2 separate regions of the Homo sapiens genome follow, and region 1 is linked to region 2. The links are chromatin loops, found by intact Hi-C in ENCODE. Cell type or tissue: B cell. All regions are shown on one strand. Region 1 overlaps BAIAP2L1 (BAR/IMD domain containing adaptor protein 2 like 1). Region 2 overlaps LMTK2 (lemur tyrosine kinase 2).

Region 1 (4,000 bases), 110 kb after region 2:
CCTCACACCACCCCTGTCCCCAAATGCCACCCCACCCCCAACTGTCACCCCACCCCCAACTGTCACCCTGACACTCTGCAGCACCGTGGACCAGCTGCTTGGGCCTGCTTCATCCCAACTCCACAGAAAGGACTGAGGCGCTTTAGCTGAATTAAGGGAAGCCACAAAACCAGTTTTCAGATACTCGAAGAAACTTCCAGCATAGAAACGAGCAGATTTGGTCTGCGTCACTCTAGAAAGCATTACTGGGACCGATGGTTAAGTCTAAGAAAGACTCTGCTGATAACTGGAGCTCCCTGAAAAGGTGCTAGGCTGCCTCATGACACGGTGGGGATATCACGCAGGAAGAGAACCTCAAGGTCACCTCTGTCCTCTCCAGCCTGCGACCCTGGTGCCACAGGATGCCCTCACTCTGGGAAGAGAAGATTCTAAAGTGAACTCTACATTCCCGAAACTAGTACAGACATGCTGTTGACAAAAGTGATCACCTAATACAGCAACTATTTCCTTTGCTGTAACCATTTTCTTCTGCTTTTTTGAGAGAGGATTTTGGCTCTGTCACCCAGGCTGGAGTGCACTGGCACAATCACAGCTCACTGCAACCTCGAACTCCTGGGCTCAAACAATCCTTCCACCTCAGCCTCCTGAGTAGCTGGGGCCACAGATGCACATCACCACAACTGGCTAATTAAAACTTTTTTTTTTTTTTTTTGGTAGAGATAGGGTCTCGCTATGCTGCCCAGGCTGGTCTGGAACTCCTGGGCTCAAGTGATCCTCCTGCCTTGGGCTCCCAAAGGGCTGGGATTATAGGCATGAGCCACTGTGCCTGGCCTGCTGTACTAATTTTAAATCTTATTTAGGGAGCTGAATACTCCTTTTTCTTCCTTTTTTTTTTTTTTTTTTTTTGAGACAGAGTCTTGCTCTGTTGCCCAGGCTGAAGTGCAGTGGTGTGATCTGGGCTCACTGCAACCTCAGCCTCCTGGGTTCAAACAATTCTCCTGCCTCAGCCTCCTGAGTAGCTGGGATTACAGGTGCTCACCACATGTGATTAATTTTTGTATTTTTAGTAGAGACAGGGTTTCACCATGTTGGCCAGGCTGGTCTCAAACTCCTGACCTCAAGTGATTCACCCACTTTGGTCTCCCAAAGTGCTGGGATTACAGGCGTGAGCCACCATGCGCAGTCCTGAATATTCCTTAAAGTTGTAAAAAGTTTATAGAAAATACAACATTTGCATACATACAAGGCCAAAGTATTTTTCCTTTAAAACAAAGACAAAGCTGACTTATATTCAAGCTCTTGCAAAGCTTCTCCTATATTGGAACACTCTCTAACTTTACTATGAACAACAATGAATTTCTGACCTCAACCAGTGCTAGTTTTGGATGTTTACAAAGGCCCAACAGAGTTCATAATTTAAAACAAAGGAAAGGAAATGTGACATGTGTTGCATCATGATTCCTGGGGGTTCGAACCTCACAGCTGTGTGTGTTGGAAGGAGGGTGATGAGGTCATTCAGTTGAATAAACCAGGAACCAATACCACCAAGAGGAATGAACGCATCACTGAGCCCAGCTGTCCTGATGCGCGTGAATGGGGGCCCGTGGGCTGGGGCAGAGCTGCCCGTGACCCCCGGACACGGACCCATGAAGGGAGCATCTCAAATCGCCCAGGTGGGGTAGACCTGGGCCCGCTGGGACTCACCAGCAGCCATGGTGAAGACACTGATGCTGAGGACACATCAGAAAGGGCCTGGGGAAAGCTGACTCGCAGGTGAGAAGAGCAAACATGTGCTATTTTTCAATGATGAAGCATTATTTTATGAAGGACTTTAAATATGGATGTATTATTAATTTATTAAACATTATACATGGACGTTTGACCATTTCAGCTGTATTTCTATAAGTTTATATGTTCAAGTTGGCCAAACACAGTTTCTCTGGAATCTTTTCATTGGCAAAATGGCCCACTGCTTTATATTGGGCATGTGTGGAAGGTGAGTGGCGTGCATGTGTGTATATCTCTGTACGTATGGACTGATTGAGACAGGGTCCCGCTCTGTTGCTCAGGTTGGAGTGCAGTGGCACAATCATGGCTCACTGCAGCCTCAACTTCCCAGGCTGAAGGGATCCTCCCACCTCAGCCTCCTGAGTAGCTGGGACTACAGGCACATGCTACCATGCCTGGCTAGTTTTTTTTTTATTATTTTTTATAGAGACAGAGTTTTGCCATGTTGCCCAGGCCCACCTCAGCCTCCCAAAGTGCTGGGATTACAGGCGTGGGCCACGGCCCAGCCTTCTGGGGCATTTAAATATGAAATAAAGTTATTAATACGCTCAAGGCAATTTGCCACCACACCCACCTGTAAGTGATAATAATGTATGTGGTTTGCAAAGCCACAGTGCTTATCAACCAGAAAGCAGAAGCGCCTCTTCTCTTCAAGCAGAGCCTCTTTGCAACCATCTGCAATGAATTTCTGGATTTCACTCTGACGAGAAGTAACGGTCTCCACATACTAAAAAAAAAAAAATAATAATAATAATAATTATATAAGCATGACATGAGCATCAGATAGCGTGCAGCCTGACGTTTATCTTCTGCCATCTTTACACCTGCTTTATTTGAATAATAGAGTAAATACATGAGAGGAAAGAATGCTGTAACCTGACCTAAGTAGATACCATCGTTCTCCTTGAGGTCCCTGACTCGTGTGCAGAGAGAAGTTGCCCAAGGGCTTGACATTCCCACGGGGCAATTTGCACAAATATTACTTTGTACTTCAGAGATATGATCGTGTCCTACTGGAAAGCACCACGGGCTTTGGAACCAGAAAGTTCCAGGTTCAAACCCAGTTCCAAATGCCAACAATAGGTGATATGCTTTGGCTGTGTCCCCACCCAAATCTCATCTTGAATTGTAGCTCCCGTAATTCCTATGTGTTTGGGGAGGGACCTGGTGGGAGGTAATTGAATCATGGGGGCAGGTCTTTCCCATGCCATTCTTGTGATAGTGAATAAGTCTCACAAGATCTGATGGCTTCATAAAGGGAGTTTCCCTGCACAAGCTCTCCTTTGCCTGCTGCCATCCATGTAAGACGTGACTTGCTCCTCCTTCCCTTCCACCATGATTGTGAGGCCTCCCCGGCCATGTGGAACTGTGAGTCCATTAAATCTCTTTCTTTTGTAAATTGCCCAGTCTCGGGGTATGTCTTTACCAGCAGCATGAAAATGGAGTAATAAAATATGATTTAACCTAAGCCTCATTTTCCCCATCTGTACAATGGGAATAGTAACACTGATCATGGAGAGTCCCTTCTTCTTTCAGAGCCAGGATAAAAAGCCCATGTTTTGGCAGGAGGTCACTGATTAATTATACTTAACTCAGGGAAACTCTACAGCCTTCAGCTCTCAGTCAAAATGCTTATTTTTAAAAACTGATAGATTATATATTTATAGGGCACATGTGATAATGATCAAAGCAGGGTCCTTGGGTGGCCATCACCTCAAATTCTTATTGTTTCTATGTGTTGGGGACATTCCAAGACCTCTCTTCTAACTATTTTGAAATAATGCATCGCTGTTAACTATAGTCACCCTACTCTGCTATTGGACACTAGAACTTATTTCTTTTATCCAATTGTATGTTTGGACCCATTAACCAACCTCTCCTTCATCCACTCCCCAGTCAACACAATGACCATCCTCAGCTATCTAGAGAATGACAGGTAACCATCATTCTACTCCCCACTTCCATGAGATCAACTTCAAAACTTTTTTTTTTTTTTGAGATGGAGTCTCATTCTGTCACCCAGGCTGGAGTGCAGTGGCATAATCTCGGCTCACTGCAACCTCTGCCTCCCAAGTTCAAGCAATTCTCCTGCCTCAGCCTCCGAGTAGCTGTGACTACAGGTACCTGCCATCACCCCAGCTAGTTTTTGTAGAGGCAAGGTTTCACCACATTGGCCAGGCTGGTCTCGAACTCCTGACCTCATATGATCCTA
Region 2 (4,000 bases):
ACTTTCAGTCATCTCTAGATTACTTATAATGCCTCATACACTGTAAATGCTATGAAAATAGTTGTTATACTGTATTATTTATTTTGTTGTTGTTGTTGTTGTTGTTATACTGTTATTTCTTATTTGTGGTTGTTTCTGAATGTTTTCTGTCCTGGTTGGTTGACTCTGAGGATGTGGAACTCTCTGATCTGGAGGGCCTCCTGTCCTTCTGTTCTTTTTCATTATTGATGTTCTAGGTTTCCTTCTGGAACCCTTTCCCTTCTAATTAAAGAAATTTAACTAGCTTTTCTTTTCTCTCTTTTTTTTAAAAACCCATTTTTTTGCAGGATTCCTTTTATTTTTAAATAAATTCTCTTAGTTTTTTTTTCCATCTAAGACTATTTCACACTCATTCCTGAAGCCTGTTTTCTCTGAGTGTAGAATTCTGTGTTGATAATTGTTTTCTTTCAGCATTTTAAAAATGTATCCCTTCCTTCCACCCTCCACGGTCTCTCATGAGAAATTTGCAGTCACTCAGATCATTCTTCTCCTAGAAGTACAAGTGGAGCGTCCCTTATCTGAAATGCTTAGGACCAGAAGCATTTTAAATTTCTGATTTTTTCAGATTTTGGAATATTTGCATTATACTCACCAGTTCAGCATCCCAAATCTGAAAATTTGAAATCCCAAGTGCTCCAGTGAACACTTTGGGCGTCATGTCAGCGCTCAAAAGGTTTTGGATTTTGGAGCATTTTGGATTTTTGGTTTTCCGATTTGGGATGCTCAAGCTGTAATACATGTTTTATCCCTGGCTGCTTTCAAATCTTTGTCTTTAGCTTTCAGCAGTTTGATTATGGTGCATCTGAGGGTGGATTTCTTCGTGTGTGTGTTTTGTTTTGTTTTGTTTTGTTTTGTTTGAGACAGAGTCTTGCTCTGTCACTAGCTGGAGTACAGTGGCACGATCATAGGTCACTGCACCCTTGAACTCCTGGGCTCCAGTGATCCTCCCTCCTCAGCCTCCTGAGTAGCTGGGGCTACAGGCGTGCACCACCACGCCTAGCTAATTTTTAAATTGTTTGTAGAGACAGCATCTCACTGTGTTGCCCAGGCTGGTTTTGAACTCCTGGCCTCAAGGGATCCTCCTGCTTCAGCCACCCAAAGTGCTGGGATCACAGTTGTGAGCCACCCCACCTGGCCCAATTTCTTTGTATTTATCCCGTTTTTGTTTTGCTAAACTTAAATCTGTAGTTTTGTATCTTTCACCAAATTTAAGAAGTTTTCAGGCATTCTTTTCTTCTAGTACTTTTTCTGCCCCACGCCCTGTCTCCTCTCTTCCTGGGACTCCAGGGTTAGACCCTGTGTATTCTCTCATAGGTTCTGAGGCTCTGGTCCTTTCTTCCTCCAGGTTTTTTTTTTCTTGCTCTTGTTTGGATTGGGTGATTTCTGTTGCTCTGTCTTCAAGGTCCCTGATGATTTCCTTCGTCATCTCCATTATGCTGTTGAGCCCATCCATTGAATTGCTAGATTTTGGTTATTATACTTTTCTTTTCTGAGTTTTGCTTTTTGTCATTCTTCTTATCATCTGTTCCTTTGCTAAGATTTTCCCTATTTCTGTTCATGGTAAGAGTGTTTCCCCTTAGTTGTAGGAGCATTTTTATAATAGTCCTTTTTCAGATAATTCCAACATCTGTGGTACGGTGACACTGGCACCTGTTGATTGTCTTTTCCCAGGTAAATTGAGGTGTTCCTGGTTTTTGTATGTGAAGTAATTTTAGCTTTTGGATCCTCCTATCATGTTAGGCAGTCTGTGCCATGTGTAAATGCTGTGAATCATGTTGATACTTTTACCTTAGCAGGCCTTGACCCGGTGGGTGCAGGCCACAAGCTCCAAGCAGCCTTCTGTGGGTTGTGGTTTCAGTGTCAGCTCCCAGTTCCCCTTTCAAAGCCTTCGCTGTGCTGTTTGAACCTGCCCCACGTGTGTGCCCCGCACCCCACCCCGGTCTCCCCTGAGGTTCATTTTCAAAGCTTGGGTGTGTTCAGAGTCAGATCTACCACACACAGCCCAGGAGCCCCCCAGCAACTTCATCGGGTCACCTTTTTGAGCTCCTCCCTCTTCTGTGATGTCCCTGATACTTGCAGTTCTTTGGGCCTCTGCTTTCTGGTCCCCTAGCTAGAAAGTTGAGGCTTTAGTTACACGATGTGCCATACTTCCTGCAATCGCACGCGCATCTGGAGCCAAGCAGTGGGAGGACAGAAGGGAAAAAAACTCAGCGAGGGTCCCCTCCCGCTCGTGATCACAGTCCTCCAGTGGAGAGGAGGCTTCATGGCCCTCAGGATTATAGGCAGCTGTTGCCCCAGGATTGCTTGAGACTGGAGAGCAAGAGAACAGAGAAAAGAAGAAAGCTGGAATTCCCCCTTCTCTTTCTGAGCATCAGAAGACCCCCTTCCTGCTCCGAAGCCAGAACCAAGGGCTTCTCCTGGAGCACTGTGTCCAGGGCAGTGCCCACTTTGGATTCCGGGCTGACCTGAGTCCAGGCGGGGGATTGTGGAGGAGAAGCCGACACACTTGTTGCTGGTGGGTGGCACCTTGAGCACTGCCGCTCGTGCCCGCCTGCCTGCTGCTCTGCGCTTCTCTGCAGCCTCAGAGGGCTGCTTCATGCCTCTGCCGAGGTCAGAGCTGCAGGCAGAGGGAGAGACAGGGCCTAGTGTCTGTCCGTCCTCCCAGGCCTGGAGCCGCCCTTGTCTTGAGACGCTTACTTCTCAGTCGATGAGTCTGATGCGCCTGCCAGTGGGGAAGCGGTCACACGGGGGGTTCCCGTGAGCAGGCCTTTGCTGACAGGAGTTTCTGTTTGACTTTTCAGGAGACCCCAACCAAAGAGCTGGGGCCCTGTGGAGGAGAGGCGTGCGGCCCGGACCTGAGCGGCCCAGCCCCAGCCTCAGGCTCTCCCTACCTGAGCAGGTGCATCAACTCCGAAAGCTCCACCGACGAAGAAGGTATTTCACGTCATTGTCTAGTTTTAAAGGAAACTGAAAAATTGAGTAATGTAAAGGTTTTTTGAGGGTAACTTCCCATGTTGCTTTAATGACGCCCCCTGACATGGGCACAGAACTGCCATCTGCCAGCCGGGCCGGGCTGTGTCTTCCGACCTGCAGGGCGCACCTGCCCAGAGGCTCCCCCTCTCCCTCATCACGCAGTGATAAAAAGGGTGGGGTTTTATTTTTTATTTCTAGGTGGTGGCTTTGAGTGGGATGATGACTTCTCCCCAGATCCTTTTATGTCAAAGACAACAAGTAACCTGCTCAGCTCCAAGCCTTCTCTCCAAACATCCAAGTACTTTTCTCCGCCGCCACCGGCCCGGAGCACGGAGCAGAGCTGGCCGCACTCGGCGCCTTACTCCCGGTTCTCCATCTCTCCCGCCAACATTGCCAGCTTTTCCCTCACACACCTGACCGACTCGGACATCGAGCAGGGCGGTGAGAGGCGCTGCGTGCTGGGGATTGGGAGTGCAGGGTCGGGGGTGGGGCGCTGCAGCTGGGAGATGGTGGTTTTGCAGGCCTGATAATCTCATGTCTTCTTCACATTTGCTGAGTAGATTACAAACTTGTTTTTATAAAACTCCCATCATCAGCTGGGTGCAGTGACTCCTGCCTGTAATCCCAGCTACTCAGGAGGCTGAGGTGGGAGGATCAGTTGAGCCTGGGAGTGTGAGACCAGCCTGGGCAACATAGTGAGACCCCATCTCTAAAAAAAATAAAAACTAAAAAATTAGCTGGATGTGGTGGTGTGCACCTGCACTTCAGCTACTCAGGAGGCTGAGGTGGGAGGAATGCTTGAGCCCAGGAGTTCAAGGCTACAGTGACCTATGATTGTGCCACTGCCCTCCAGCATGGGTGACAGAGCAAGACCCTGCCTCTAAAATAAATAAATAAAACTGCCAGCATCCTGAGTGTGCTCTCGGGGCCATGCCCCCTGCCTGTTGTGGTCACTCTCAGGCTCGTTACCGGCCACCCTGTGGGGCCA

Evidence for each region. A loop is a pair of places that touch in the nucleus more often than their neighbours do. Peaks named below come from ENCODE experiments on the same cell type or tissue, not always from the same donor. Only the 100,000 strongest peaks of a DNase experiment are listed, where the experiment ranks them.
Region 1: it touches region 2 in a loop (25-fold over the local background); 1 of 110 quality-filtered maps calls a loop at or near these places.

The regions. Positions count from the first base shown.
Region 1 is chr7:98,313,098-98,317,097 of GRCh38, forward strand. BAIAP2L1 (BAR/IMD domain containing adaptor protein 2 like 1) reads right to left here. Exons shown (of 14, transcript NM_018842.5): 7 at 2,363-2,515. It also overlaps a transcript of BRI3 not described here. Among named protein-coding and RNA genes, the nearest start is that of BRI3, 33 kb to the left of the region's middle. In B cell, no CTCF peak of the experiment used is centred here; DNase peaks (open chromatin) are centred at 1,584 and 2,384; H3K4me3 peaks cover 2,153 bases; H3K27ac peaks cover 1,278 bases; H3K27me3 peaks cover 411 bases.
Region 2 is chr7:98,200,734-98,204,733 of GRCh38, forward strand. LMTK2 (lemur tyrosine kinase 2) reads left to right here. Exons shown (of 14, transcript NM_014916.4): 12 at 2,841-2,973; 13 at 3,211-3,453. Among named protein-coding and RNA genes, the nearest start is that of BHLHA15, 8.7 kb to the right of the region's middle. RefSeq lists an enhancer at 2,860-3,039. In B cell, no CTCF peak of the experiment used is centred here; DNase peaks (open chromatin) are centred at 1,918, 2,768 and 3,320; H3K4me3 peaks cover 1,800 bases; H3K27me3 peaks cover 454 bases.